Regions from separate parts of the Homo sapiens genome. Here region 1 is linked to region 2. A link is a loop called in an ENCODE intact Hi-C map of the cell type or tissue named here. Cell type or tissue: HepG2. All regions are shown on one strand. Each heading gives the region's core, and the rest is flanking DNA. Links, peaks and the distances in the headings are about the cores only.

What was found. Peaks named below come from ENCODE experiments on the same cell type or tissue, not always from the same donor. Only the 100,000 strongest peaks of a DNase experiment are listed, where the experiment ranks them.
Region 1: it touches region 2 in a loop (2.7-fold over the local background); 23 of 110 quality-filtered maps call a loop at or near these places.

What each region holds. Positions count from the first base shown.
Region 1 is chr6:19,015,636-19,032,070 of GRCh38, reverse strand. LOC105374958 (a long non-coding RNA gene) reads right to left here. Exons shown (of 5, transcript XR_001744010.1): 2 at 11,281-11,450; 3 at 6,284-6,445. Among named protein-coding and RNA genes, the nearest start is that of TRQ-CTG1-1, 190 kb to the right of the region's middle. In HepG2, for the core only: a CTCF peak has its summit at 7,123 (motif pointing left); a DNase peak (open chromatin) is centred at 7,110.
Region 2 is chr6:19,201,608-19,218,042 of GRCh38, reverse strand. No RefSeq gene overlaps it. Among named protein-coding and RNA genes, the nearest start is that of TRQ-CTG1-1, 370 kb to the right of the region's middle. In HepG2, for the core only: a CTCF peak has its summit at 6,633 (motif pointing right); no DNase peak of the experiment used is centred there.

The DNA.
Region 1 (16,435 bases), core at 4,145-9,144, 190 kb after region 2:
CCAGCTTAATAAATCTTGCACACATAAAAAAAGTGGGGTACCATAGCAGTAAATTTCCATTGAGTTCTCTAACTGACCTGTCTTGGATTCTGTCTTAACTCTAGAGCCTGTGGTATTCTAATTGGTGAAATGTACATCATATGCCCATTCCTGTGGTCAGAAAATTAGGGTCAGCCTCACATAAACCATGAGAAATGAGTTCCCCCAAAATAGGGGTTCTATTAAGAAGAGGGAATATTGAACAACCCAAAGATATTAAAACAAAGATAACAGAAATCCATTAGAATATCCTCATTTGTAGCTTCTTCCCGGTTATCACTCACTGTCTATTTCTCCTTTCAGTTCTGTCAGGTTATGCTTCATGTATTTTGGGGCCCTCTTATTAGGTGCACATGATTTTATTATCATAAAATGTCCTTTTTCTCTAGCAACAAATTTTGTTCTAAAGTCCATTTTGTCTGATATTAGCATAGCTAAAAAATGAGGTGAACAAGAAAGAAAACTAGATGATGGATTATATTTGGAGAGTGTTATTGAACAAATGAATATGATTTTGAGATTTGCGGTTTGGTTGTCAGGGTATGGCTATTCACTGAGATTGGGAAAGAGAAGGAACAATAGATGTGAACATTAAAGAGATGAGTTTTTTTGTAAAAAAATATTATTAGTTTCAAGATCTGTGAGAGAACCAAAAAGTCCTTGGTGGCTTCTTCAGAACTGTATTATTATCTGATTATTTTTATGTAATCCTATTTTGAAATTTCAAGCTTTATGTGGTCAAGACAATAGTCTACTTGCAATTTTCTCATGCTTTGTGCAGAGTTTAGCTCAGATTAGATGAAATGCTTTTAAATGGAAGGACTGATTTAGAAAACTTGATGTTGGGCAGGGCATGGTGGCTCATGTCTGTAATCCCAGCACTTTGGGAAGCCAAGGCGGGTGAATCATTTGAGGTCAGGAGTCCGAGACCAGCCTGGCCAACATGGTGAAACCCTGTCTCTACAAAAATTACCAAAATTAGCCAGGCGTGGTGGTGGGTGCCTATAATCCCAGCTACTTGGGAGGCTGAGGCAAGAGAATCAATTGAAACCAGGAGGCAGAGGTTTCAGTGAGCCAAGATCATGCCACTGCATTCCAGCCTGGGCAACAGACTGAGTAAGACTCTGTCTCAAAAAAAAAAAAAAAGAAAAAAGAAAAAAGAAAAAGAAAGAAAACTTGATGTCCTTATGAGTGTCTAGCCAGTGTGTACAAGATTTAGTTCCCTTAGCCTAATGGGTTGCTTTTTCTTTTGAATCATGGGTCATTGAACACTCTGCTTTCTTTCCTTAGAATGCCCTTCTCTTCTTTCCATATAATTCACTTGGCTAAGCCTACTTGTCTTTCAGTCCTCAGCTATCTCCTTCTACAGAAAGCCTTTTCTCATGACTTAAGATTTTCTGTGCAATTTCTTCCATTTACCCCAATGCAGTCCTTTTTGCACTGCATTGTTTAACAACCTATTCCATGAAGATATATATTGCTTCCAGTTTATTATCTTAGTTGATAGCATAATACATGGAAATTCAAAAAATTCTTTTTGAATTAACTATTAAACAGACATATTTAGCTATAAGGAAAGAACTATCTTTCTAATTGCTTATTTTACACTCCTATACCAGAATATCCGGGCACTGAATGTATTGACTTTTGGTCAAAACTTCGGAAAAGAAAACAGTTTCAGATAAAGAGGAATGGATATCTCCAAAGTAGATGTCCAGAGAAATATAAAAAGAATTTATTTATGGAACCTACATCAACTAAATCCTTTTCTGGAATTGAAATGCCATTCACCTCTCAAAGATGCCCAGGAATATGAACTAAGTTGGTTTTGATATGATTGGCTGATGGATGATGCCATTATCTGAGTTTGGTATCTTTGGGGCGCAGTTATCAATTACACAGCATATTTCATCAAAGCTAAGATAGCGTTCATTGTAAAATGCACCATTATTTTATGTACCTTCAAAATAGTAAAGGAAAACCCGATAAATAACAATTCTGTGACAGTAACTAAGAAATATTGATTGTAAGACACACTTCAATTTTAGAGACACTAAAATGTGAAAAAGATGTGTGTCTTGAACACAATTAAATATGTTAGATAACACATGAATTATAGAATGTGGAAGGACCTAAGACTTAATCTACTCTAGTCTTCACCAACTTATAAATAAACTAAGAACTAAAGATTTGTAAGTATACAGTAACACAAAAATTGGGGAAATCAATCAACCTTAAAAACCAGATGGGCTGGTTTGTTCCAGTGTCAACATTTTATAATTCTGTTCTAATATTAATACTAAAAAGAGACCTAGGAGAATATATGTCATCATCAAATGACAAATGTCTCCTTCCTATGTTAGAGATAGCTAATTTACCTCAACAAATATGTTACTTTAATTTTCTATACTCACATGCCTGAATCATAGCATCTCTTCCCAGTGAGTCAAGGGTTTGCCTAGAAAGAAAGACTTGAATCCAGGGTTTGATAGTCAGGCAAATACCCAATGAGATGTATACCCGATGGTACATGTAACTATTTTCCTGCCATTTAATAATATCTCATTTAGGCCAAGTGCGGTGGCTCATACCTGTAATCCCAGCACTTTGGGAGGCCGAGACAGGTGGATCACAAGGTCAGGGGTTTGAGACCAGCCCGACCAACATGGTGAAACCCTGCCTCTACTAAAAATACAAAAATTAGCTGGGCGTGGCAGTGTACGCCTGTAATCCCAGCTACTCAGGAGGCTGAGGCAGGGGAATCTCATGAATCCGGGAGGCGGAGGTTGCAGTGAGCTGAGATCACGCCATTGCATTCCAGCCTGGGCAACAGAGTGAGACTCTGTCTTAAAAAAAAAAAAAAAAAAAAAAAAAATCTCTCATTTAATCAAAGACCATTTCCATGGCATGAGATATTCAATAGTTCATTAGAAGAACAAATCAAACTTGCTATAATTATGAATTTTGAATTCACGATTTCTAATGGCAACTTTAGACTTAGCTTTCTTCAGTCAATTTTAGTTTCCTTGGCACATAATGCTCCAGGTTTTGTTTTAAAAAGCCACTTACTCCCTTTCTCTTTCCTTCATTTCCCCCTTCCCTTAACACCACAATTGAAAAACTCTCCCTCAATTCCACCTCCTCTCGAATTCCCCTACCTCTAGAACCTCAGGCCCTCCTTTCATTACTTTGCTAATAACAAAAGCATCTTCATTTTCTCTGGAACTCATGCAGAAGAAACATTTTAAGCTCAACTAAATAATTATCCACCTACTTTATATTTCCTAAAAGAAATCCTGATTGACTGAAAAATCACCAGGCTGTTGTCACCAGAATCCTTAATGTGAAACCTTCCTTACAATCTTTCTTCAACTTTCTGTTTTTGATGCGGGAAGCAGCAAAATTAAGGGAATTTGTGAATTTTATGAGAAAATGCCACCAGATAAATGAAGGTACATTTAATTGAACAAGTCATCAGAAATGCATTCAGTATATGAGTGACATGACAAAGGAAACCACAGAGTGTAAGAGGTGCATGGTTGTCTTTCAGTTTGTCACCAACCCTTAGAGTGGGCTGCAAGGTACGCTCAAGGGAATGCGCTCAAGGTCAAGATCACAGCACAGGCAACAGTTGAGAGCGTGGTGGGGGACAGGTGGAGGTGGGAGCAGCTTAAGAATGACTCACCCAGGCAAGTGAAGACAAAGCCTTTCTCAGCAGACCTAAATCCCAGTTGCTTCCTCACCTTCATTTTGCAAAAAATACCCTTTGCTTAGAAAGGATAAGAAGAAACCATGATTCCACTGAAGAAGTTCTCTGACAAAACAACCTCCAGATTGTCAATGGATTCTTCCTGCTTGTGAATACATAATATACAAATATTTATACATACATGTGCATGCATACAAAACCAGTATTTTAAATGAGTATAAAGTCCTTTCTGAAAGCAGGGCTGGCCCCTGAGCAAAATAGTAATTTAGCAAAGTTTGACTTGCTGTCTTCTCACTTCTTTTAATGCTACCTTTTTGCCCCTTATCTTACTCAAGAGTCTCATTCCTGTTGTCTCTGACAGCTTTAAGTGCCTCCCTGTTAATGTGCTAACTAATAACTAAGTGTTTTAGCCTATTCAAGTTATAACAAAACATCTTAAACTGGGTAATTTATAAGCGACAGAAATGTATTTCTCATAGTTCTAGAAGCTGGAAGTACAAGATGAAAATGCTAGCAGTTTTGGTGTCTGGTGAGGGCTCTCTGCTTTAATGATGGAGCCTTGGCCAGGTGTGGTGGCTCATGCTTGTGATCCCAGCACTTTGGGAGGCTAAGGCAGGAGGATTACTTGAGGCCAGGAGTTCGAGACCAGCCTGGGCAATATATCAAGATCCTATCTCTACAAAAAATAAAATGTAAAAAAATATATAGCCAGACATAATAGAACATGCCTGTAGCCCTAGCTCCTCAGGAGGCTGAGACAGGAGGATCCCTTGAGCCCAGGAGTTCAAGGCTGCAATGAGCTATGATAGCACCACTGCACTCCAGCCTGGGCAACAGAGTGAGACCTTGTTTCTAAATAAAGATAGTGCCTTGGTGCTACATGTTCACATGGCAGAAGGAGCAGGGGCACTCCCTTCAACGTTTTTCCTAAGGGCATTAATCCCATTCATGAGGGCAAAGCAGTCGTAACCTAATCACTCTCCAAAAGGTTCTACCTCTTAATGCTATAACATTGGGTATTAGGTTTCAATATATGAGGTTTATGGGGGACAGTATCATTCACACCACAGCAGCAAGTATTTGAAAAGTGCTGCTATATCTGAGGCCTTTTTAGAGAAAACGAGAGGGTCTTCAAGGCTGTGAGTAAGAAATGTGGACTTGATAACTGGCAATTTGGAAATAATTTTATTCTTTCTTGACCACCTCAGCAGCTTGATAGCTAGGAGGGGTCTATTTGATATATCTTTTTTTTTTTTTTTTTTTTTTTTTACTGGTAATGGACATTATCTATAGATATTTTAAAAATTGTGGGAGCTGGAAAAGATTTTGACAGTCATCTCAAACCATGTCTACATTTTATACATTTGGTAACTGAGATGTAGAGAGGCAAGAGAGTTATTGCCAGAGGCCATCCTCATTCCCATCATATTTCCAGGTCAGTAGTTTCCAGAAATTCTGCCTTGGGAAAACTGACACTGATTAGAGGTTTGAATTTTTGGCACTTAGCAAGCTAAATAATTTAGCATGTGTTATCTGAGAAGGCTGAAGATATAGGTCTAATTTGTGGACCCTCATGTTGAAGGGACATCTAAACCAGTTTGTTTTTGTCCATCAGTAGGTCAATGGTTGCTTAAAAGAAGGGTTTCAACTTCATCATATGGTGCCACAAGCCCTGGATAACATATATCAAATGCCCATGTATTGAAAAGAAGCTGTCTGCTCCATTCCTCTAGATGAGAAGGCCTTGGGAAAATCTTTTTGGCTATCTGCTTTTAGCACTATGGCTGACTAGGTGCTCTGAAAACCTCCTGTTACTATCTATTACATAGGACAAAGTCTTCAAAGCATTGTTTGCCTTTAAATTGGTGGAGATTTTCAAACCTTCTCCCCAAATTCCTGCCATATGAACTGCAGTGAAGAACTGGGATCAGAACAATCAGGGGTCAGGAGGAACAGGGTGACCTAAGGGTAGATCAGGAGAGTAGCAATGCTGTTGGTTACTAAGTCTTGAGCAAATATTAGAGAATCTGAGTCTAGAATTCTTGAACTGACCCAAGATAAACAGAAGTTTATTAATGACAGAAGCCATAGTCAGAAAGCATACCCAGACTGAAAGAAAGCCTTCTCAATTTTTGAGCTGCAGGATTTCCACCAAAGAGATCAAGTAATGTGCTCACAATCAAAGATCATTAGCAAAGTAGAAAGGAAGCTGTATTAGTTATCTATTGCAGAATAGCAAATTACTCTAAAACTTAAAGTTTTATGAAATGACTATAAATATTCATTATCCCTGCCATTTTCTGAGGGTCAGAATAGGAGAACCTAGAATTTGGGGAGTGGGTCAATGTTTTTCATAAGGGCACTGATCCCATTCATGAGGGCAAAGCACTCATAACCTAATCACTTTCCAAAAGGTTCTACCTCTTAATGCTATAACATTGGGTATTAGGTTTAAATGAGGGTTTCTCATAAACTTACGGTCATTTGAAGGCTTCATGAGTGCTGGAGGATCCAATTCCAAAAGTACCCACTCACCTGCGCTGTATTGGTGTTGGTTATTGATTGGCGACCTCAGTGCCTCTCTGTGTGGGCCTCCCATTAGGCCAGCTGAGTGTACTCCTGACATGGCAGCTGGTTTCCATCACAGTAATTGATCCAAGAGAGAGTAAGTCAGGAAGGAGCTATTCTTTTCATGTCCTAACCAGAAATGAAAATAGGGGCAAATTCCTTTGTAATCTTGGGGTAAAAAAGGTTAACCATAAAAAAAAATCCTATCATATTTTAATATTTAAATTAAGATTGTAGTATTTAACTTAAATTTTTATATTTTAATTAAAATTAAAAATTGTGTTCAGCAAATACACCATCAGAGAATAAGAAAAATAAATGGCAAACAAAGGGAGATATTTACAAGTCACTTAACAACAAAGGATTAATATATTCCAGAATACATACATAATTTCTACAAATCAATAACAGACAACCCAACGGAAAAACAGGCAAAAGCCAAAACACTGTTAAGAGAAAGAAGCATGGCCAAAACAGATATAATGAGGTGCTCAACCTAGCTAATAATCAAGGAAATACAAGTTATGACCATAATAAGATACAGTTTTACACCTATTTAATTATCTCAGATTAGAAGATCTGACAATACCCAGTATCAGAGAAGAAGTGAATCAATGGGAAAGCCAGTAGGCACTAAGTGGTTACAATCACTTTGGAAAACAACTGGGCTTTCTCTTGTGAAAGTGAATACTTACATGTTGTCTCTACCCAGCAGCTGTATTTCTAGGTAAGTGATTTTGACCCCTGGAATACCTTTGGCAACGTCTGGAGACATTTTTGGTTGTCACAACTTGGAGACACTACTGACATCTAGTGGGTAGAGGCCAGGGATGCTGTTAAACCTGTTACGATGCATAGGACGGTTTCCCACAACAAAGAGCTATCCGGCTCCACACATCAGTACTGCTGAGGTTGAGAAACTCTGTCCTAGGTATATGTGTCAGTGACACTTGCATAGATGTGCAATAGGAGATGTAGAAGAGTATACTCATGACAGCAACAGCTAACTGGAAGCCATAATTCTCCTTTAACAGGAGAATAGATAAATCAGTTGTGACATAGCTATTCCATGGAACACGCGATTGAACGATAGCTACAGACAACCATGATGCAAAGTGAAAAACAATAAATTTCATAAGAAGATATCCCATGTAATAAGTTTAATGAACTGCTCAAAAAGAAGCACAACTGAAAAAATCTGTTATTTAGGCCTACCAACAAGCAAATGACAAGAGTATAAAAGTAGAGTAAGCAATAATTACACAAAATTCAAAGTACTGGTTACTGTTTGTGCAAAATGAGGGGAATATTTCAGCATGGAAGCAGGGGATAAATACAGGGAAGCATTGCAACCATGTTCGAATATTTCGATTGGATGATAGGTTCACAGTTGCTCATTACACTATCACACTTTATAACTTACATCAGCAGTTCCCAACTTTTTGGCACCAGGGGCAGGTTTCATGGAAGACAATTTTTCCACAGAACAGGGATATTAGGGACAATTTGGGGATGCAAGGGTATTATTAATACATTTATTGTACACTTTATTTCTATTACAACACTTAATGAAATAATTATACAACTCACCATAATGTAAAATCAGTGGGAGCCCTGAGCTTGTTTTTTTCTGTTTGTTTTTGTTTTTTGCAACTAGACAGTCCCATCTGAGGGTGATGGGAGACAGTGACAGATCATCAGGCATTAGATTCTCATAAAGAGCAGGCAACCTAGATCCCTTGAATGTGCAGTTCACAGTAGGGTTCACGCACCTATGAGAATCTAATGCCACTGCTGATCTGACAGGAGGCGGAGCTCAGGTGTTAATTCAATCAATGGGAAGTGGCTGTAAATACAGATGAAGCTCTGCTCACCCACTGCTCACCTCCTGCTATGTCAGTTTCTAACAGCAACCAGTACCAGTACCAGTACCCATCCATGGCCTGGGAGTCGAGGACCCCTGACTTACATATACATATATATACATACATACAAACATACATATGTCACATATATTCTTTTGTACTATTGTATTAAAATTAAGTAAACAAAAATCATTAATCAGGCAGATGTGGAGAGGTAGATTGTACAATATAACCACACAAGGAACTACCTGAAATTACAGCAACCAACTTGCTTTTGTCCTTTTGGAGAGGAGATGCTGCTCTTTTTATGTTAGGACTAGGCTCAAAATCCTAATCCTAACATGAATGTATCTCATGAGTGTAATTTATCTCATGAGGTCTGTCCCAGTAGCTCACTAGAGTAGCAACCATCACATCAATATTGTTGACTTAAGCACCCCTTACCTTTAAGTTATGTTGGCAATAAACACAAAGAACACAAAGCAAATAAAGGATAGCATGGGGATTGTTAAGACATTTCTCTCTCTGTCTCTGTCTCTCTCTTTCTATACACTGTAGTCATACACTGGTAGGGGCATAATACCATATGTAACAACAGGGAGTAGGTGGATGATCTGCTGGATTTGTTTGTTTCTTCAAGAAGACCCTGATTCTCCTTAAAAGCCAAATTTTCACAATCACGTGCCTTTAAACCACAGGTTGGAAAACTGAGACAGCCCAAGTGATTTGGAGTGCCTGGGCCACCTACCAGTTTTAAACAAAATTGTAAAGATTTCCTGTCTTTTTCTTTCTTTCTTCTTATTCTAACCAGGCTTTCCAAGTGCCAGCCTACCTCTATTTCTGTTCTCAGACGACTTTCAAATAATCCCTGCTAGAGTGTTAATTGAAAAGCAAGGTATTAACTGATTATAGCTTAGTATGATCCCTCCTAGGGTGATTTTATTTTCATAGGGGACTCATAAAGGTTGGTGTGAGTAACAGGGAGTGAAGGCTCAGAGATGACCTTCAGGAGGCTATAGCTAACTCCAACACCTGACGGAGCAAATAAAAAATATTTGTTATGCAGCCTCTGAAAGGTTGGCAAAACCTTGCTTCAGGCCCTGTTTAAACACCCAGTCTCTGTCTACTACTTTTGGAACTGAACTGCAATAAAACCTCTTATTTTCCTGACCCAAGAGGAAATATTTTATAAATTATAGCGTAGAGAATTATTTGGCCAATATTTAGACCGGAAATACCCTGAAGAGTGAGAAAGGTAAGGAAAAGAACAGATTTGGAGAAAGCACAAAGGCCAAAGTCAATCAACAAAATGCTTAATAGTGTAAAGAGAAAAAACTTTTCAAGTGTCCAAGCATAAATGTCAAGAGTATTTCAATAAAACCCAAAAGGCTCGAAGTTGAAGCAGGTATGAGAAAAGGGGAATAGAGAAGATCCCCGAGGAGAATACAAGCATGTGGGGTGTGTATCTCCATTTACACAATAATTGTTCCATCACCTTCCTGTTTCACCGTACTTAATATTAGCAACTGCTTCGCCTGATAAGAAATGGTATCAGCCCTTTATAAAAGAGGTATCCCTGAGTCAGGATGTTTAAGCCAGCAAAAACTGGTCACAGCTGAATCCAAATCCAAATGTTCAATAGCTGTTCTTAAACTTTACTGTGCATAACTCACCTAACAATGTTCATGTAACATGAAGATTCCAGAATCACAGCTGAGGTGATTCCAATGCAGCAGTTCTGGGGCATGGCCCAGGAGTTTACAGTTTAGGAGCATGCCAGTTGATTCTAATGTAGGCAGTGGGCCACTGTGAAACAGGTTTCAGAAAGCCTAACCCAGGGTTTGTATTCAGTGCTTGCACCCCTCCTTCCATCTCTCAAACTGCCATTTGCTCCAGCAACATTCCTGGACAAACCAGCTTTGGGGAAGTTGAGACTGAGAGCTCCTCTCCTCATTGGCACCATGCATCTCTCACCTTCTGTTCCGAGTGCGTCACCTCCCATGCGGGCTGCTGCGTGCGACGCCTGCAGGAACCTACTCTGTGCTCACACAGGGGCAAAACTGGAAATGTGAGGAGGGCTAAAACTCCCAGGGGGATTGCTTGACCAATGGAGGCAGGAGCCAGTAGGTAAACATTCCCAAGTTGCCATTCCTCAGGACAATTTTCTGAAACTTATTCTGTATAATTCCCCCAGAGGGTCCTAGCAGGAATGAATTCCAGTTGCCCACAGGGATGGCCAGCTATATAACTCTTCTTCTCTTCCCAGTCCAAAAGTAAACCACTTATCCAAAAGTAAACTACTACATGGGAGCTCTTGCTGCAAACTCTGCCATCTGAGAAGAACACAGGCTCAGGGAAGGTTCACCTGAGAGACTGGCTCTGGAAACCAAGAAGGAGAGGGTGAAGGGGAGGGACAAAGAGCCCTTGGTATATTCTTCTCATGCAGCCTCACTCAGAGTAGCCCCATTTTGTCTGTTTTTTGCATTACACTTCTCCGTTTTAGTTTCCTTAAAAATAAAATTATGGAGATAAAAGGCATTTGAAAATAATCAGTCTAAGAAAAAGGCTCAAATCTTGGCAGCAAGAGCCCAAGATTTACCACTAGTACAACCTGAAATCAAGTACATAATATCCCCAGCATTCGTTTTCTTGTCTACATGACAGGGTTGTTGAGACAGTAACACACGATTATTATTAACTGATAATATAAAACTAATAGGAGTATGCCATGTGGCCCAGACCCAATCTCTCACTCCATGCAGTTGTCGTCAGGCTCGTTTGATTCCGTGATTTTGTTCACACTAATAAGCCACTGGACACAAGTCACACATATCCTAAAGTGGTTAGTTAGAAATCTTACGATGTTTGTGCAAAATTTGGCTTCATCTGTTGATGCTGCATCGATATGAGTTTGCTGTTAATACAAGTTTCAAGAAAGGAAAGGAAAGGAAATGGAAGGGAAAAGGAAGGAAAGGGAAGAAAAATTCTCACTAAACACGAAGCAAAATTATATGACTTCTACATCCTGTCTAGGATACAGGTGCCCATTTGGTCCACTCTTATTCTCTCTTTTCCTCCACAGTTTCTTTCCTGGGTTACCTGGTAGTCTGCTGCCATCCATGTACTTTCCTCACATTGACACTAGGCATTTTCCTGGATTCTTCCACAGGTTCTTCTGACGTGGAAGTGCAATATAAACATAAAAGCTTTGTTTGTTATAGCAGAAACTATGGATCCACAGACTTTTCCATTTGTTCCCAAATTTTGCTCTGTAAGAACAAAATAAAACAGAACCAAAATGAAGCTATTATGGCTCATGTATGATATCCATATATTCAAATAATTTTCATTGAGGTACAAGATGCATAGAAAAAGAGTACATAAATCATAAATGTACAGCTTGAGAAATTTTCACAAAATAAATCCTCTTGTGTAACTAGCACACAGGCCAAGAAGATTACAAGTACCCAATTACCCTCCCTATACCACTCTCAGTCATTACTTACACTCCAAAGAGAGCTGATATACTGACTTCTAATACCATCAATTTACTTTGCTGGTTTCTAAGGTTTGTATACATAGAATCACAATTTATACTCAAATGTATCTCGTTTCTTTAATTCAATATTGTAAGATTCATCCATATCATTACTTATAGTAGTAGTTCATTTTCATTGCTATGTGTAGCATTTACTTGTATAAATATAAGACAATGTATTCATTCTACTGTATTGAACATTTTAATTTTTCTAGATTTTGCCTATTTCAGAGTGCTGTTATGAGGATTCTTGAATGTCTTTTGCTACATCATGCTTACAGTGCTTTGGGGAAGGTACTTAAAGTGGAGTGCCTGGGTACACAGGTTTAACTATGTACTCAAATGCTTTCCAAAGGAATTGGAAATTAACAAGATCATTTAAAATGTATATGTTAATATGTACGGCTACATACACCCAAGACATTCTAGGAAAAAAACAAAACAAAACACCACTACCATCAAAGTGGAAAGACACTACCAAATATGACTTATTATGAAACTACACTAATCAAGACAGTGTGGTACTGTTGCAATAGTCAAATAATGGAATATAACATGGAGTCAAGAACTATCCTTTCTTCCTTCCTTCCTCCCTCTTTTCTGTCTTTTTCTTTCTTTCTTTCATTCTTTCTTTCCTTCTTTCTTTCCCTGTAGATGTCAATGTGTGTGTGTATACATTTGTATATTATATATAGATTTGATTTACAATAAAGATGACATTGTTGACTATTGTGGAAAGAATGGTCTTTTCAATACATGGTATGAGGTCAATATTATATCAATTTTGAAAAGAATAAATCTTAATCCCTGTCTCACACAATATACAAAATCAATTCCATGGTCTATCTGAGGTTTGCACTCTTTACCAGGTGTATACAGTTCATCAGAAAGAAATGAAGTTCCAAGGCTTAATCAGTTTCATATATCCTTTAATAAACTTTATTTTCATTCGTATTAAAATTCAAATTAGAACTCCTGATATTTTCTTTATTGAGACTAGTGGGGGTGCTTAATGGGTATTAAGAAAAATAGATAGAATGAACAATACCTACTATTTGATAGCACAACAGGGAGTCTATAGTCAATAATAACTGTACATTTTAAATAACTTAAAGAGTATAGTGGGATTGTTTGCAATTCAATGGATAAATGCTTGAGGGGATGAATACCCCATTCTTCATGATGTGTTTCTTTCACATTGCATGTCTGTATCAAAACATCTCATGTACCCCATAAATATATACACATATTATGTACCCATAAAAATTAAAAAAAATCCTTATGTATATTGTGGAAAACTGATTTTCTTCTCCCTTTTTCCCTTCTTTCCTTCCTTTTTCCCTTCTTCCTTTACTTTCCACCCTCCCACCATTTGTTTTTTCATTAATCTAACAACATACATCAGACATCAGTGGTTACAAATCAGCAGCCCACATGCCAACTATGACCTGAATAGTTATTTTAAAACACTTTGTGTTAAAAATAAATCCTGTTGCCAATATGATTGTGAGAATTTACATGAGATCAAATTACGGGGCATCTCTTGAAAATTTGGCAGATCTGGCAACCGCAGGCCAACAGTATTCCATAGCAACAGTCTGTTGGATTTTGTGAAACATTTGCCAGCTTAAGACAGGGCAACCCGCTCAGGTTTACCTTAATCCTCACTGGGCCTGTTTCACTCATGTATATTTATTACCTGCCTGACCCCTGTAGGAATTTTTATTCAAGGTTTCTGTTACCATAAATGTTTGAATAGTTAGACATAAAAACATGTTTCCAAAGAAATTATAGATGCATAAGTGTCAATATTGTTTTCTATTTATATACAGTTTTCAGTGTTCTACATATGGCAGCTAAAAAGATTCTTTCTTCTTCTTCTTTAGTTTTGGGCATAAATCCCTTCTTGTTTCCACAGGAACATTAGCTCAAATTTGCAGATACTGTGTGATACAGATAAAATTGTTGCATTTAAAACCATATGTCACACTGAACTGCTCAAGAGGCATCAAGCCTTTCTTACTTGCAGATCTTTAAAGATATAATTTTATGCTCAGTTAAGATGGAAAAGAGCATTAGGTTTGAAGATAAACCTATTTACTGTGGAAGCACTCACTAAATTATTTCACCAAATTACTAGGTAGAGAGACATTAGCAGAGCACGTTAAAAGTGAACTTTTTCAACTTACATATGTCTTCCTCCATGTTAATCAGCTGCCAGAGATTATCGTCTTGATAGTAGCTGGATACATAAGGATATGACAGACCTTGGCCCTATTTTTTTACACATTTGTATTTACTTTTTAAAAGTTGTAATAAGGATCTCAATTCTATAAGTGGCTATGAATCATTTAAAATTGTATGGGAACTCTTGCTCTATTTCAGGCCATCATTATATTATGGTGATCGGCATAAAACTCTATTACCATTTCACAGAGATAAAAAAAATCAACTTGAGTAATACAAAGTAAAGTAGTTCACAACTGTGAAAAGTCCTTCAGGAATAAGATGCATTTCAGTATTACTATTCTTCACTTCCATACATATAACTTGTGCATCCTTTTCAGACACAGAAGCACATAATGGAAGTATATGTCTTGTTTTAAGAAAATATGACCCCTAGGGCCCTGTTCTCTTAAGAAGTATTTAATACATCTCATGCAAATAGAGCGTTTAAATGACAAGCACACTGAATTCAGATCTCAGATATACAAAATTGCTTCATTCAGCTGTCTTATGTGTGTATATAAATGTACACACATATATTTTTCTTCTTCTTCAAGTGAATATTAAAAGCCAAGTATGAAATAAAGAGGATTGGAAGTGATCAGAGAGAATATCAATGAAAAATTTCCTGGCTCACAGGTGACCAGAACCCAGAACCCCGGTACCACTTAGCCAATATAAGTCTTGAAAACAATGACAATAACATTATGATAGTATACACAGAATATTTACACTAGTAGTAAATAAACAGAATGAATAGTCGGTTTGGGGCACGTACACACATATCCAACGTAAGGCCATTTCGTACTTAGGAGAACCTAAAGCTCAAATTGCTCCCATCACCATTCACTGGGACCTTATTTTCAGTTTCCAATTTTACTCAGATCTTCTCACTCCTACCTCCCACCTCTGATCCATTTCCTCCCCTCTACCCTGTCCCATGTGTTGATTTTGAGATCCACGGACCAAAAAGAAAACATGGCCTCTACTGTTCTCCCTCACATCTATATTTGCTTCTTCCATTGTCCCAGGTGTTGATTTTGAGATCCACGGACCAAAAAGAAAACATGGCCTCTACTGTCCTCCCTCACATCTATATTTGCTTCTTCCATTGTCCCAGTGCACTGAATGAGATGGAAAAAGGAAGGTGGTACTGAAGATGTAGAACTGTAGTTAGAAATAAAAAATCATAAGGAAGACAATTTTTATAAGCTTCTCACAGTACATTTTCAGCCACTATTCCTTCCTCTGACATAAACTTGGTTCTGAGCCTGTTCCTCCAAGTTCTCCAGTCCCTAAACATACTAAATGTTCTTTCTCCAGTGAATTCCTTCTCTCTCCAGCAGGACATCCACCTTGAAAATTAATCTTCCATACTCAATGGCCTTATTTCCTTCTCTAACACCCAAAAGGTCCCCATTAGCTACTATTTTTCTTGCTCTAAAAGTTTTCCCAAATCCTTGCTTTGCAATCTTTAGATGCCCAATCAATAGATATGTCACAAGTTTCAAACACAAAAGGTCATATGAAAGTTTCCTCTTATATTGGTCATACACTAATCCCAAATGAAATTCCTAATAAACCAGTTGTCATTCAACTCTTGCTTCCAGGTCATCAGTGTTGTTGAGTAATTTTGTAATAAAGTTTCAGAGTGGGCCTTTACAAGTTTATAAATGTCAGCTTTGTAAGAAAGCCTCTGACTTTACCCCAGTTTTTTCTGTCCTCTCAAGCCCCTTCAATTTTCTTGCTGTCAAACTTTAAATATGAGAGTGGTGTGTGTATGTGTATGTGTGTGTGTGTGTGTAAGATAGACAATAATTTGAATCCAGCCAGTTCTCTTTCCTGTATTCCCCAGATCAATATCTTCTTCCTTTTCAAATTCAACGTTGCCACTCGGGTTGTGCTCTTTATTGCATTTCCATCTCCATGGAGACCACACAAATCCAGTGTTTCTATCTTATACTTAATTCTCTTTGCTAATTTCTATGCTTCAGCTGGGAAATATATTCTGGCCTTTTTTATCCCTAGCAAGTTCTCTTTAAGTTTTCCTTTCTTTAACCATACAACTTTAAAAAAGTATATAATAGATATTAACCATTTCCTTCTTTCCCCTTCTCTTCTCTTCAACCTCCCAATCTTTCTTTCCACATCCATATCCCCAGCAGCACCACTGACTTTTATTAAAGCTCAAGCTTGTGGCACTATCTACTTACTGGATATCTTCAACTGGAGATTCTATAGGCACCTCTAATTTAATATGTCTGAAACCAGATTTATTATTTTCCATTTGCTAAAATAGTCTCTTTCTCTGCTATCTCTCAACCCACTTATAAATATCACTTAGAATGTTTTCTGTTTTTGATTCTTCATGTTCAATAAGGACTGAAAGAATTATAAAGCAGGGGGTTAGTGCTCAGTTGTCCATGTAGCTAACATATCTAGGTAACCACAATGCATCATTCATCAGACATTCAGGAATAACACAAGTAT
Region 2 (16,435 bases), core at 4,627-9,626:
TTATTTAGAAAATCTTTATCTAACTCATATAATTAAAGGAAAATTCTACCTAGTGCTATAACTTACTTGCAAATCAATATTTGTATTTTTTAAAAAGCATAAGATTCATGGAATAATTGGAGTCTGCTATTTTTTCATATGGCTTTGATGTAGATAATTCCCACAAGGCATACATGGAAAGATGAATTTAATTAATGTTTCTTTTTAGGTCAGATTTTCTAGAGGACTTTGCCAATGGTTAAGCATCAAATGCAAATGCTACATGATTCTTTCCTCTCAGTATTTTCCCTACTGGTCTTTATTTCGCTAAGTGGTAAATGTTCATTAGAATGTTATACTATAAAATTCAATTTTCATTTACTAGCACCACTGCAGTTTTGGGGAGGACGCAATTCACATTCTATCTTTCTCAGAACTTTAAACAAAACTTTGAGGCTATGTGTAACATTTCCCTGAAATCCACTGAAAACAAATAGACAAAGAGATGATGCCATTTTGAGTAATAACTGCTCTTAAGAAAGACAATCAATATCATCAATATCGACATAATGAGATAGGTTTGTTCAGTCCATTAGAACCTAAGAACCCTTAGGCCAAACCCATGGATTAATACTCAATGAATTGGTTCTACTTACTGTGGGGATCAGGCTTGTGCATACATGCTCTACCACTAACTTGATAAATCAGTGCTCATCATCACTGCCAACAAAACAACTCGATGCAAGCTCTACATTTGGTAAATCCATAGCCTCCACCTTATTACCTGTTTCTCAGTACCTATACCTGGTATGTAGGTATATCCAGGTATATCCAGCTATATCCAGGTATGTAGAATGCATCAAATTAACACAGGTACACAAGTCACACACTCATTTTCCTTTGCTCCCCATGCTGTACTGTTTGTTCTTCCTTATCCACTGCTCATTTCCACATCGTGGCCTTCATTCATTTTTTTTTGTGGGGTTTGAGTATTTCTTCTTTTGATTCCTTTTCCTTTCTTCACTCTCTTGTCCTGGCTAATTCCTACTCAACATTCAGATCTCACTTTAAATGTCATTTCTTCTTATTTTCTCTGATATTTTCCTTATTTATATTTGACAAGAATGCTTAAAACCATATGCATCTCCTCTGTAAAACCTCATCATTATGATAGAAATAATGGTGAGAGATTGGTTATAAATCATGTGTCTTCTCCACTAGAGTGGAAGCTCCATCACAGCAAGGACACTGTTTACTTATTTTCTCTTATATTCCCAACATATAATAAAAATTTAATTAGTATTTATTGAATAGATGAATATATATATAGATATAAAATACTTAATGCTGTTCTTATACTTTTAGGTTACTGTAGGAAATGTTGCAGTACTTAATATGCAATAATGAGAGTTTTGCTGAATGAGCACGTAATATTGTATTATGTAGCCATGGAAAAAAAGAGTTTCGAAATATGAGAAAAAAGCATAGACTGTGAAATTAAAAGAAAAAGAGCAGGATACATGATTGTACATACAATATGGCCTAATTGGTATCTACATAGAAAAACTTGGGAAGAAAATTCACTGAAATGCATAAAGCAGCATTTGGATGATGAGACTAGGGATATTTTATATTTTTAATACAGTTTTGTAGTTTCTATATTTTTTATAATTACCATAAATTGAGAAAATAAAGCTATTGGAAAAATAAACGTCTATATTATGTATTAATTCTTGGTTGAACATCTTTTTTCCAGACACTGGGCAAAAGCAAGCAGTGACAATAAAAATAGTCTGTCTGTTTGAATGTTACATCCTTATGGGAGGAAGTATACAAGAAACAGCAAACAAACAAATAAGAGAATGTCACATAGAAATAAGTGCTTTAAAGAAATAATACAGGTCATTGGGACAGAAAATGAGTGATGGCAGAATTTTAGACAGGGAGTTCATGGTGAGCTGTTCATGGCAAAAATAATAGCTAACAGTTTTTAAACAACTGCTCTGTACCAGCCAACCTAATTGTCCATTTAAACGCTTGACCTCATTTTTTTCTCACAATATTCCTAGAAGATAGGTGTTATTCTTATCCTATTTTAACACACAAGGAAGTAGAGGTTTAGAGATATCAATTAAGATTTAACAGCCAATTTGTGATCTACCTCAATGACAGTGTTTATCAGATTGTAATTATTTATTTCATTATCTGTCTTCACTATAATACTCTCTGTTTCATGACTGCTGGGGCAAAGTCTCAAAGTACTTTATATCTTAAGCACATATTCCAGAGACTGAAGCAGAATTGAATCTCAGCATATTTTTTGTTAGATGAGCAAATATATGAGTCAAAAAAGTTAAGACAAAGGAGAAAACTCATCATAAGAGAAAGGTAATATTATTCTGAAAATTTTTGAAAAAGTATACCTCATAAAGTGAGTGGAAAATTATTCTGTAATGTATCTGTTAATGTCTCAATATGATAGGGAAAAAATTTATATGAAATAATAATAGAAGTTCATAAAAAATAATAAATAGGCCAGGCGTGGTGGCTCACGCCGAGGCGGGCGGATCATGAGGTCAGGAGATCGAGACCATTCTGGTTAACACGATGAAACCCCGTCTCTACTAAAAATACAAAAAAATTAGCCAGGCATGGTGGCGGGCGCCTGTAGTCCCAGCTACTTGGGAGGCTGATGCAGGAGAATGGCGTGAACCCAGGCAGTGGAGTTTGCAGTGAGCCAAGATCGTGCCACTGCACTCCAGCCTGGGCGACAGAGCAAGACTCCATCTCAAAATAAAAATAAAAATAAAAATAATAAATAAATGAAACATTAAGGCAAATTATAGATTAAATTTTTAAAAGAGCTAGTTGATTTTTTTAAACTCTAATCTCATGACAGAGTAACTAGTTGATTTTATTAAAAACCTACACAGAAGTTTAAAAATATAGTAAGAAATTCAGAATCTTAACTAGAGGATTTCAAAGCTTTAATGAGGGAATTTAATATACCACTTTCAAACTTCATCAACCTAAGTACCTGAAATTATACAAGAGAATAGAACTTTTGAATATGTAACACAATTAATAAATTCAACATGATAGCATATAAGAACTTTATAAAAAAGAAAAGCTATAAAATTTGTAAGAGTTATCAAGAATGAAGCCATAATAAATGACGAGTCATATATTACTGTAAGAGGAGAGTGAATATTATAAAGATATCAATTCATCTGTATTAAATTTACAGGTTTAAATGTTATTCCAAATAAAACTTAAATATATTTAACTTTAGGGCTTTGAAAAAAATGACTTAAAGCCTTTCTGAAAAATAAAGTTTCAAGTAGATTAGAAAAAGCATCGCTAGAGAAGACATGAGGAGGGGATAATCATATTAGGTACTGCTATGCATTTGAACACTGTAACAATTTAATCAACAGAGCACAAAGACCAATGGAGGGAATAGAGAGAAGTATAACATGGTAGTTAAGGCCATGAATGTTGATTTATTAAAAACAAGATTTGGAGACTTCTTTTTTTCAGCTCCTTTACCTAAGCAGCTTGGAAATCATCACTCTTATCCTCACTGTCAGGCCTCTGAGCCCAAGCCTGCATGTATACATCCAGATGGCCTGAGGCAACAGAAGAACCACAAAAGAAGTGAAAATGGCCGGTTCCTGCCTTAACTGATGACATTACCTTGTGAAATTCCTTCTCCTGCACAATGAGTCTCAGAAGCTCCCCCACTGAGCACCTTGTGACTCCCGCCCCAGCCAGAGAATAACCCCCTTTAACTGTGATTTTTCCACTACCTATCCAAATCCTATAAAACTGACCCACCCCTATTTCCCTTTGCTGACTCTCTTTTCAGACTCAGCCCACTTGCACCCAAGTGAAATAAACAGCCTTGTTGCTCACACAAAGCCTGTTGGTGGACTCTCTCTGCACAGACGTGTGTGACACTTACAAGAAAAGAGCTGAACAAACTTAAAATCATGGACATTTCTTTAATTTATATATAATTGAGATCCCAGGGTAAACTGCCACCCTATAAAATCTACAGACAGGTGAATATGAGGTATCACATTCCAGATAAGCTAACCTTGGGCAAAAGCCACTGCAGCCATAAACTGGTAGAAACACTTAAATGTTAATGAATTGCTAGAGGCTGAGTCTGGATTAGCCTAAAGGTAAGAAATTCCTTGGGCACCTCACCTTAGGAGGACCACAACACTTTTACCTCTAAGAATCCCATCAGGTTCTCAAGGATTGAAGACTCATGAAAAATTCCCTCACGTCTAGCACAGGGAATGAGAAAAGTAATCATTTAAAATGCACCTAGAATGTTCTCCATAAGAAATATCTTCAAATATAGTTAACTTATCTTTGACAGAAGAACAAAAGCAAATCAATGAAGAAAAGATAATATTTTCAATAAATGGCACTGGAACAATTGGACAGCCATATGCAATGGCAACAGAATTTAGACATAGACCCTACACTTTTTACAAAAATGCCTTAAAATAGATTATAGAACTATTTATATAATACAAAACTATAACATTTCTAGAATATGACACAGAAAATATAGGTTACTTTGGATTCAGTGATGAGCTTTTAAATAAAACAAAAAACATGCATAAGAGAAAAATTGATGTTTGGCTTTATCAAAATTAAAAACTTCTCTGTGAAAGACACTGTTAAGAAAATGAAATGGCAAGCCACAGAATATGAGAAAATGTATGTAGAATACCTCACAAAAAACTTGTATCCAGAATATACAAAGAACACTTAAAAGTGAATAATAAGAAAATTAACAACTCAAAGATCTGAACAGACATCTTATCAAAAAAGATATACAGATGAAAATAAGCATATGAAAGATGCTCAACATTATATATCATCAGGGATTTGCAAATTAAAGCAACAAGAAGATACCAGTACATAACCATAAGAATGTTAAGTGCAAAAAACTAACAATACCAAATGCTGACAAGGATGTGGAGCAATAGGAACTCTCATTCATTGCTGGTGGGGATGAAAAATTATACAGCTACTGTCACTCGTGTCCGTGTAAAGAGACCACCAAACAGGCTTTGTGTGAGCAACAAGGCTGTTTATTTCACCTGGGTGCAGGCGGGCTGAGTCCCAAAACAGAGTCAGCAAAGTGTGGTGGGATTATCATTAGTTCTTATAGGTTTTGGGATAGGAGGTGGAGTTAGGAGTAATGTTTTGCAGGCAGGGGGTGGATCTCACAAAGTACATTCTCAAGGGTGGGGAGAATTACAAACAACCTTCTTAAGGGTGGGGGAGATTACAAAGAACCTTCTTAAGGGTGGGGGAGATTACAAAGTACATTGATCAGCTAGGGTGGGGCAGAAACAAATCACAATGGTGGAATGTCATCAATTAAGGCTATTTTCACTTCTTTTGTGGATCTTCAGTTGCTTCAGGCCATCTGGATGTATATGTGCAGGTCACAGGGGATATGATGGCTTAGCTTGGGCTCAGAGGCCTGACAGCTACTTTGGAAAATAGTTTGGCAGTCTTATAAAACTAAACATTGTCTTCCCATAAGATTCAACAATTGAGCTCCTTGGTATTTGCCTAAATGAGCTGAAAGCTGTCCACATAAAGTTTGCACATAACTGTTTATGGCAGTTTTATTCATAATTGTTCAAATTTGGAAGCAACCAAGATGTACCCCAGTAGGCAAGTAGGTAAATAACTGTGCTACATCCAAACAATAGAAATTTATTCAATGACTTAAAAAGAAATAAACTATCAAGCCATGACATGGGTAACATTAAATACATATTTTTAAGTGAAAAAAGTCAATCTTAACTATATGACATTATGAAAAAGGCAAAACTATGGAAGCATTAAAGAGATTTGTGGTTGTCATCATTTTGGGGGAAAGGTAAGAGAGACAGAATAGGTAGAATACAGACAATTTTCAGGACAGTAAAACTATCTTTCAGGACACTGTGATGGTGGGTATTTGGCATTGTGCATATGTCAAAAATGTTATAGAACTTTACAACACAAAGATTGAAACTTAATACAGGCAAATGAAAACAAAAATATCATTTAGGAGATCATGGGATCCCAGGAATGAATGAAGACTGACAACAGAATGCAACTGTGTTACAAGTGTATGAAACAGCCTCACTGAAAGGAGTGGGAGAAAAGGTGCTACCCTAAGTAACTGGAAATGAATAGAGTTTGTAAGACTTAAGAAAAAAGGAACTGGACAATATGAGGAGTAGCCTGCTCTACCATGGACTTCCCACAGACACTTGAGCTGGCATGAAGAGCTGCTTTGAGAGGTGGTACTCTAGCCTTTGTAGTACTCTAGCCTTTGTAGAGCCCAGACGGTTTGGTACAGAAATGTCTGCAGTGGAGCACTAGAGTGGACCAGGTATGCCCAGCCCCCAAGTCCTGCCATGTTCCTCCAGGAGACTTTGGCCAGAGGGAGACTGTTGGACCTGGACAGAGCAGGGCGGTCTTGCCCATGTAATGGAACCAATTTCATCTGAGTGTCCTCCTGGCTTCTGGCCTCTCCCAAGGCCCCAGCCAGGCCACACCCGCTGGCAAATGACGCCTAACTAGGGTGCTTCCTGGAGACCCTCATGATAGCTCTTTCACCAGCAGGTGGCGCCTGACCATTAGAGAGCTCCAGCAGAGCAGCACCCCCTCCCCATCCTCCCCCGCACAGTGTGCCCAACCCCACCCCCAGTGCAGACTCTTATACTGCTTAGCTGGCACGCACTCACCCATAACCCCCTCTCCCTGCCATGGCTTTGCTGGTGTGTGCACACAGATGAGCCTAGCATTCCCTCCCTTGCTGGTGTATATGAATGTACACAACCCAACACTGCTGCCAGCGTGACCACAATTCACTGTCCTCCCAACCCCCAAAACGTTGCTATTCAGCCATACTGCCATTGCTACCATAAACACGTGCATTGACAATGGTGATACACACAAACACACGCACAGTCACGCCACTGGCACTAACGAGTTCATGCACACCAGCAGCTCCACCTCACCACCGGTGCAAATGTGCACACAGATGCCAGCAGCTATGCCCCCACACCTGTGCCAACACTACCACCAGCATGAATGTGTGCATGGACACCAGAAATTCCTCCCAACCTCCATGCCACCACTGCAGTCATGTGCGTGGATACCAGTGGCCCTGCTCCCCCAGCACTGCCACCACTAATGGTGCAAACACATGAATGCTGGCAACTCCACCACCCCCCTCCCCCAGCAGTGTGAATGCACACACAGAGCTGGCAGATGTGGGGCAGCACCCCACCACTGCCAGGGCAACTGCAAGCATGGACACTGACAACCATGCCCCCACCTGTGCTCCACTGACAGCATCCGCACATGCAGGAAAGCTGCAGCCCCATTTCCACCAGTACCCCACCTGTATCAGTCTGTTCTCACATTGCTATAAAGAACTACCTGAGACTGGGTAATTTATAAAGAAAAGAAGTTTAATTGACTCACAGTTCTGCAGGCTGCACAGGAAGCATGGCTGGAAAGGTCTCAGGAGACTTATAATCACAGAGGAAGGCAAAGGGGAAGGAGTCATGTCTTACATGGCTGGAGAAGAAGGAAGAGAGAGAAGGGAGGTGCTACACATTTCTAAACAAACCCATCTTATGAGAACTCATTCACTCTCACAAGAATAGCAAGGGAAGTTGGCCTCCAGGATCCAATCACCTTCCACCAGGCCCCTCCTCCAACACTGGGGATTACAATTGAACATGAGATTTGGGTGGGGTCACAAAATCCAAGCCATATCACCACCCCAGCCAATGTGCATGCACCCCGCTTTGCTGCCACAGCTGCTGGCATACATCAGCGAACATGGATCCTGCTGCCACCACCCCAAAGAAGTCCTTTGGCCAGCAAAATGGCAGCACCTAAGCCCCTCCAGTGCAGTAGGTTCCTAACCTCCAGGAGCTAGAGAACAAAGCCAGGGGCTCAGTACCAGCTCCCCAGAGTTAGAGCACACACATCAGGAGTGCTGAGCTGTGCCCTGGAGCCCTAAAATCTTCCAGAAATGAACCCAGTCAACTGAACCTACCTTATACCACAATCAAACCCCCAAGATAATCAAAGATGATAAAGAAAAAAAAAAGTCAATCCATTCAGAGGAGAACAACTTCAAAGATGGGAGGAATATCACCTCACACAGATGAGAAAGAGCTAGCACAAGAACTCTGGCAACTCAAAAAGCCAGTGTCTTCTTACCTCCAAATAACTGTACTAGTTAACCAGCAATGATTTTTAACCAGACCAAAATGGCTGAAATGACAGAAATAGAATTGAGAATATGGATAGGAACAAAGACCACTGAAATCCAGGAGAAAGTTGAAACCCTATCCAAGGAATTTAAGAAATACAATAAAAATGATTTAAGAGATAAAAGAAAAAAATGGCCATTTTAGGAAAGAACAAAATGTATCTGACTGAACTATAAAAAACTCACTTCAAGAATTTCAGAGTACAATTGCAAGTATTAACAGCAGAATCGACCAAGCTGAGGAAAGAATCTCAGAGCTGGAAGACTGGTTCTTTGAAACAACTCATTAGGATTAAAAATAAATAAAGACAAATAAGAGAAATATGAGATTACATAAAGATACCAAATCTATGACTCACTGGTGTTCTTGAAAGAAAGGGAGAGAAAGCAAACAACTTGGAAAATATATTTGAGGATATCATTCATGAAAACTTCCCCAACCTAGCTAAAGAGCTTCCACACAGCAAAAGAAACCATCAACAGAGTGAACAGACAACCTACAGAATGGGAGGAAATATTCGCAAACTATGCTTCCAACAAAGGTCTAATATCCAGAACCTATAAGGAACTTTAACAAATCAACAAGCAAAAAACAACCCCATTAAAAAGTGGGTAAAGGACATGAACAGATAGTTTTCAAAAGAAAAGACACATGCAGCCAACAAACATATGAGAAAAATCTCAGTATCACTCATCGTTTGAGAAACATAAATCAAAGCTACAATGAGATACCATCTCACACCAGTCAGAATGGCTATTATCAAAAAGTCAAAAAATTACAGTTTCTGGTGAGGTTGCAAAGAAAAGGGAATGCTTATACACTGTTGGTGGGAATGTAAATTAGGTCAGCCATTGAGGAAAGCATTTTGGTGATTTCTTAACTCAAAACGGAATTACCATCCAATCCAGCAATCCTATTACTGGGTATATACCTAAAGGAATATAAATTATTCTACCATAACAACACATGCATGCCTATGTTCATCACAGCACTATTCAAAATAGCGAGTATGTGGAATCAACCTAAATTCCCATGAACAGTAGCCTGGTTGAAGAAAACATGGTACATATACTCCATGGAATACTACACAGCCATAAAAAGGAAAAAGATCATGTCCTTTGCAGAAACATTGATGCAGCTGGAGGCTATTATCCTAAGCGAACTAACACAGAAGCAGACAACCAAATATCACATGTTCTCACTTAGGAGTAGGAGCTAAACATCAAGTACACATGGACACAAAGAAGGGAACAACAGACACTGAGGCCTACTTGAGGGTGGAGCATGGGAGAAGGGTGAGAAGGGTGAGAATTGGAAAACTACCTACTAAGTATTATGCTTATTACCTCGGTTACAAAATAATCTGTACACCAAACTCCCATAACATGCAATTTACCTTTACAACAAACCTGCACACATACCTCTGAACCTAAAATAAAACTTAAAAAACATTATAGATTTACTAAAGAGAACAAATAGATTGAAATGCAGACTTCCGTATAGAGAAAATATTTGCCAATGAAAGATCACTTGACTATCCGTTATTTGGCAAGTTAACAGAGACTTTTATAAATGCAAATATGTAGTGCAAATAAAGGTATGAGGATACGGGCATCCTACATATTTTTCTTTGGAGTATACAGTAGTATATTTTGCTAAGCATCTTGGAGCTATATATTAAAAATTCAAAATTTCCTGTTTTCTCTAACAAAGGTTTATACAAAGAAATGAACAGTTGTTCTCATCTTATAAAAAACTGGAAACAATCTAAATATCCCCAAATAAAGAAATGGTTAAATGGTTTTTAGAATATTCATAATTTAGGGTGTTGAACAGCTGTTAAAATAGTATTTAGATTTTCTAAAACTCACTTTGTTTCTAATAAATAATATTTCCTCATTATAAAGAATTTAAGCAATTCAGGAAAAAGCTACAAATTTCCAAACCTCCCTCTACCCCACCATTAAGCCAAAACAAAACAGACTTTTAGGCATTATTCCAGGTATATAGATAGGCAAATAGACAAAAACAAACAAACAAACAAAAAACAAAGAAGATAACTAGATGCCTATTGGCATTATTTTTTATGTTTCTTTTTAAAAATAATTTCAACTTTCAATTATGCAGATATATGTACAAGCTTGTTACATAAGTATATTGTGTGACACTGGGGTTTGGGGTACAAATGGTCCCATCACCCACATAGTGAGCACAGTACCCAATAGGTAGTTTTTCAGCCGCTGTCCCCATCTGTCTCCACCATTCCCTACCCGTGTAGTCACCGGTGTTTATTGTTTTCATCTTTATGTTCATGTGTACCCAATGTTTAGCTCCCACTTATAAGTGAGAACATGTGATATTTGGTGTTTTTCTTCCTGTGTTAATTTGCTTAGGATAATGGCCTCCACCTGAATCCATATTGCTGGAAATGACATAATTTCATTCTATTTTACCGCTGTGTAGCATTCTATAGCATATATGTACCACATTTGCTTTATCCAATCCATTGTTGGCGGGCAAGCACCAGAGTATAATTTTCTTTTCTTTTCTATTTTTTTTTTTTTTTAGATGAGGTCTGACTTTGTCACCCAGGCAAGAGTCCCATGGCACAATCACAGCCCACTGCAGCCTTGACCTTCTGGGCTCAGATGATGTTCCCACCTCAGGTTCCCAAGTAGCTGGGACTACAGGCATGTACCACCACTCCTGGCTAAATTTTTTGAATATTTGTATGGACAGGGTTTTGCCATGTTGCCCAGACTGGTCCCAGTCTTATGGGCTCAAGTGATCCACCCACCTAAGCCTCCCAAAGTGCTGGGATTACAGGCATGAGCCACCGTGCCCGGGCATATTTTTGAAAAATGTTATTTTTGAAAAGTGACAGTACCAAGTGTTGGCCAGGATGCAGAGCAACTGGAATTCTGATATGTTGTACAAAATTGTACAAACACCTTGAGAAACAGTTCAGCAGTTTCTCAGTGAGTTAATTAACCAATACACATTTATTGTACAACCAGAAAACCCATTTAAAGGTGTTTATCAAAAAGAGGTAGAAATAAATAGATGTTTACACATAAACCAATGTGTGAATGTTCACAGCAACTTTTTTCATTGCCAAAAATCGGGAAGCAACCCAAATGTCCCTCAGATGGTAAGTGGATAGGTAGACAAATTATGGCATATCCATACAATGGAATAATATTTTGCAACAACAAAAAATCAAACGTGCATGCGGTAACTCAGGTGAATATCAAAAAAAGCACAGTGCTAAGTAAGGAAATTAGACTCAAATGCACAATATAATTATGTTTATATGACATCCAATAAAAGACAAAGCTATAAGGACAGAAAACTTCTCAGTGGTTTTCCAGCAGGATCAGGTTAGAGTGAGGATTGACTACAAAGGGGCCTTAGAAAAATTTCTGGAGTGATGGAAATATTTTATGTCTTTATCGTGGTGATAATTAAATGATGTTATTTGACAAACCCATAGAATTATATTTACCTAAAAACAAATTTTACTGTATGTAAGTTATACCCAATGAAACAAAGACAACAAAATATCAATGTACTATTTTGTTACTTAAAAAAATTATATAGTAAGTATTGAGAGAGAAGGCACTGAGAGTGGATGGAGGGAAGACACAGAAGCTGGGCTGATGGGAGAAAGCTGGCAAACCTGCATGGGGTTATTGCACACAGGGACTTGTTCCTGTCCCCCAGTGGCTCCTGGGAAATGGGTGTGTTGAACCGGCAAGGAGCAACCTGCTCCTGCCAGAGTCCTCTGGAACCCTGGCAGGAGGAGATCCCTCAACCACCACAAATACTCTTGTTGGCATGGACAGCTGCTTAGAAAAGTGGTAGGGGCAGCAAGCCAGCTGACATGAAGCCCAGAGATTCGGTGATGGAGCATCTATAGCAGAGCATGGCCAGAGATGGCCATCTCCCTAGGCTCAACTTGGTCCCACAGGAGACTTTAGCCCTAGGGAATCTGTTGGACCTGAACTCTTTGTTCTTGCCCAGCAGAGAGGGGCCAGTCCAACCTGAGCACCCTTTGGTCCGCTGGCTTCTCCCAGGTCCCCAGCCTGGCTATGCATGCTTGGAGGACAGTTTTGGATACCCTGGGAACTTACACCATAGCTTCCACTCTGGCAGACCATGCTTGACTGGTGGAGAGCTCCAGTGGGGCGGCCCTTGCAACCGCGCACCAGCCCACATGCCCCCTGTCCATACTGCAGCTTCTTCCTGGGACCAAGGAAACTTTCCACATTGCTTTGCTGGAGCATGTCTGCAGGCAAGTTTTGCATTCTTTGCCCTGACAGCAAGCGGTAATGAAGTCTGCCCCACCTCTCTCTGCCGACTGCCATTGCTGACAAAGCCTTGACAGGCACAGAGCCGGCCAGCCTTGCCCCAGCCAGTGCTCTGCCCTTGTGCTAACACTGTGCAGAGAACAGCAGATCCTCCACCGCCCCCAAGCAACCACTCCTGCTTGTGGGGCACAGAAAAAGCACCCAGACCTGCACTCACCAGTGTCCTGCCTACAAGCCAACACCACCTCCAGCATGACCATGCGCACAGTCACCAGGAGGAGCTCCCTCAACCCCCACCTAGCTGAGTGGCCTCCACCACTGTGGTGAATGCCTGCAGGGAGGCAGGTACCCTGGCACCCACTAGCAGTCTACCGCAGCTGATGCTGTGAGGATGAATTCCACTGTCACCGCACTACAAAATGCTTTGTCTGACACTGCCCTATGGGAGTGTAGTGACCAGTGGCCCAGAAGCACCTTGGGCCTGCCAGCACAGTGGATTTCTAACCTCAAGGAGCCAGAGGACAAAGTCATGGCCAAATACAAGTCCCTCAGATTTAGAACTTGCAGTCCAGAAGTTGGGAGCTGCGTGTTGGCCCCCTAAAATCTTCCAGAAAAAAAGCCATTTGGCAGAATCCACTTTATACCATAATCAAACCCTGAAGGTCATCAAATAAGATAAAAGAAAAAATTCCAAAGGTCAGCATCCTCAAAGATTGAAGGTAGATACACTCATAAACATAAGAAAGAATCAGTGCAAGAACCCTGACAACTCAAAAAGCCAGAGTGCCCTCTTTCTTTCAGATGACCACATTACCTCTCCAGCAAGGGTTCTAAACCAGGTTGAGATGGCTGAAAATAGAATTCAGAATATGGAGAGGAGCAATTGAGCTACAGAAGTACTCAATCCAAGCCAGCTAAAAACCAATCCAAGCAAGCTAAAAATTATGATAAAACAATGCATGAGCTGACAGACAAAATAGACAGTATAGAAAAGAACATAACTGACAGGACAGAGCTGAAAAACACACTACAAGAAGTTTAAAATGCATTCACAAGTATTAATAGCACAATAGACCAAATGGAGGAAAGAATCTCAGAGCTTGAAGACTGCCTTTCTGAAATAAGACTGCCAGACAAAAACAGGGAAACAAGAATGAAAAGGAAAAAATAAAACCTCTGAGAAATATAGGATTTTGTAAAGAGACCAAATCTACAACTCACTGGTGTCCCTGAAAGAGTTAGGGAGAATGGAACCAACTTGGAAAACATATTTCAGGATATCACCCATGAGAACTTCTCCAATCTAGCTAGAGAGGCCAACATTCAAATTCAGAAAATACAGAGAAACCTAGTAAGATACTCATGAGAAGATTATCCCCAAGACACATCATCATCAGATTCTCCAAGGTTGAAGTGAAATAAAAAATGTTAAAGGCAGCTTGAGAGAAAGGTCAAGTCACCTACAAAGGGAAGCCCATCAGACTAACAGTGGAACTCTCAGTAGAAACCCTACAAGCCAAAGAGATCAGGGGCCAACATTCAATATTCTTAAAGAAAAGAATTTCCAACACAGAATTTCATATCTTGCCAAACTAAGCCTCATAAGTGAAGGAGAAATAAGATCTTTTTCAGACAAGCAAATGCTGAGGGAATATGTTACCACCAGACCTGCCTTATGAAAGTTCCTGAAGGAAGAACTAAATATGGAAAGGAAAGACCATTCATCACTGGCCACTACAAAAACACAGCAAAGTACACAGACGAGTGACACTATGAAGTAATCACTAAACAACTGTGAAAAATATCCAGCTAATATCATAATGACAGGATCAAATCCATACATGTCAGTACTAACCTTGAATGTAAATAGGCTACATGACCCGATAAGAGACATAAAGTCGCATGTTGGATAAAGAACCAAGACCCATTCATATGCTGTCTTCAAGAGATTCATCTCACATGCAATGACACACATAGGTTCAAAATAAAGAGATGGAGAAAAATCTACCAAATAAATGGAAAACAGAAAAAAGCAGGGGTTGCAATTCTAGTTTCAGACAAAACAGACTTCAAACCAACAAAGATAAAAAAAGACAAAGAAGGGCATTACATAATGGTAAAGGGTTCAATTCAGGAAGGCCTAACTATCCTAAATATATATGCACCCAACACAGGAGCACTCAGATTCATAAAGCAAGTTCTTAGAGACCTTCAAAGAGACTTAGACTGCTCTGTAATACTAGTAGGAGACTTTAACACCCCACTGACAATTTTAGACAAATCATTAAGACAGAAAATTGACAAAGATATTCAGGGCCTGAACTCAGCACTGAATCAAATAGACTTGATAGACATCTACTAAACTCTCCACCCAAAAACAACAGAATATACATTCTTCTCATCACCACATGGCACATACTTTAAATTTGATCACATAATTAAATTTAAAACACTCCTTAGCAAATGCAAAATAACTGACATCATAACAAACAATTTCTCAGACAACAGTGCAATGAAATTAGAAATCAAGTCTAATAAATTCACTCCTAGCCATACGATTACATGGAAATCAATATGGTTTGGCTGTGTCCCCACCCAAATCTCATTTTGAATTGTAGCTCCCATAATTCCCACATGTTGTGGAAGGGACCTGGTGGGAAATAATTGAATCATGGGGATGGTTTCCTCCATACTGTTCTCATAATAGTGAATAACTTAAATGAGATCTGGTGGTTATATAAGGGGTTCCCCCTTTCACTTGGCTCTCATTCTCTCTTGCCTGCCACCATGTAATACATGCTTTTCACCTTCTGCCATGATTGTAATGCCTCCCCAGCCATGTGGAACTCTGAGTTCATTAAACCTCTTTTTCTTTATAAATTACTCAGTCTCATGTATGCCTTTATCAGCAGTGTGAAAACAGACTAATACAGTAAATTGGTACCAGCAGAGTGGGGCATTGCTGCAAAGATACACAAAAATGTAGAAGTGACTTTGGAACTGGATAACAGACAGAGGTTGGAACAGTTTGGAGGGCTCAGAAGATAGAAAAATGTGGAAAAGTTTGGAACTTCCTAGACTTGTTGAGTGGCTTTGACCAAAATGCTGATAGTGATATGGACAACAAGATTCAGGCTGAGGTAGTCTCAGATAGGTATGAGGAACTTGTTGGGAACTGGAGTAAAGGTCAGTCTTGCTATATAAAGAGACTGGTGACATTTTGCCCCTGCCCTAGAGATCTGTGGAATTTTGAACTTGAGAGAAATGATTTAGGGTATCTGGTGGGAGAAATTTCTCAGCAGCCAAGTGAGCAAGAGGAAGCAGAGCATAAAATGTTTGAAAAATTTGCAGCCCAATGATGTGATAGGAAAGAAAACCCCATATTCTGGGGAGAAATTCAAGCTGGCTGCAGGAATTTGTGTAAGTAATGAGAAGCCAAATATTAATTGTCAAGACAATGGGGAAAATGTCTCCAGGGCATGTCAGAGGCCTTCATGGCCGCCCTTCCCATCATGGGCCCAGAGGCATAGGAGGGAAAAATGGGCCATGGCTTCAGAGGGTGCAAGCCCAAAGCCTTGGGAGCTTCCAGGTGGTGTTGAGCCTGTGGGTGCACAGAAATCAAGAATTGAGGTTTGGAAACCTCCACCTAGATTTTAGAGGATGTATGAAAATACCTGGATGTCCAGGCAGAATTTTGCTACAGGGGTAGGACCATTAAAGATAACCTCTCCTAGGGCAGTGCAGAAGGGACATGTGGGGTTGAAGCCCCCACGCAGAGTCCCCACTGGGGGACTGCATAGTGGAGCTGTGAGAAGAGGGCTACTA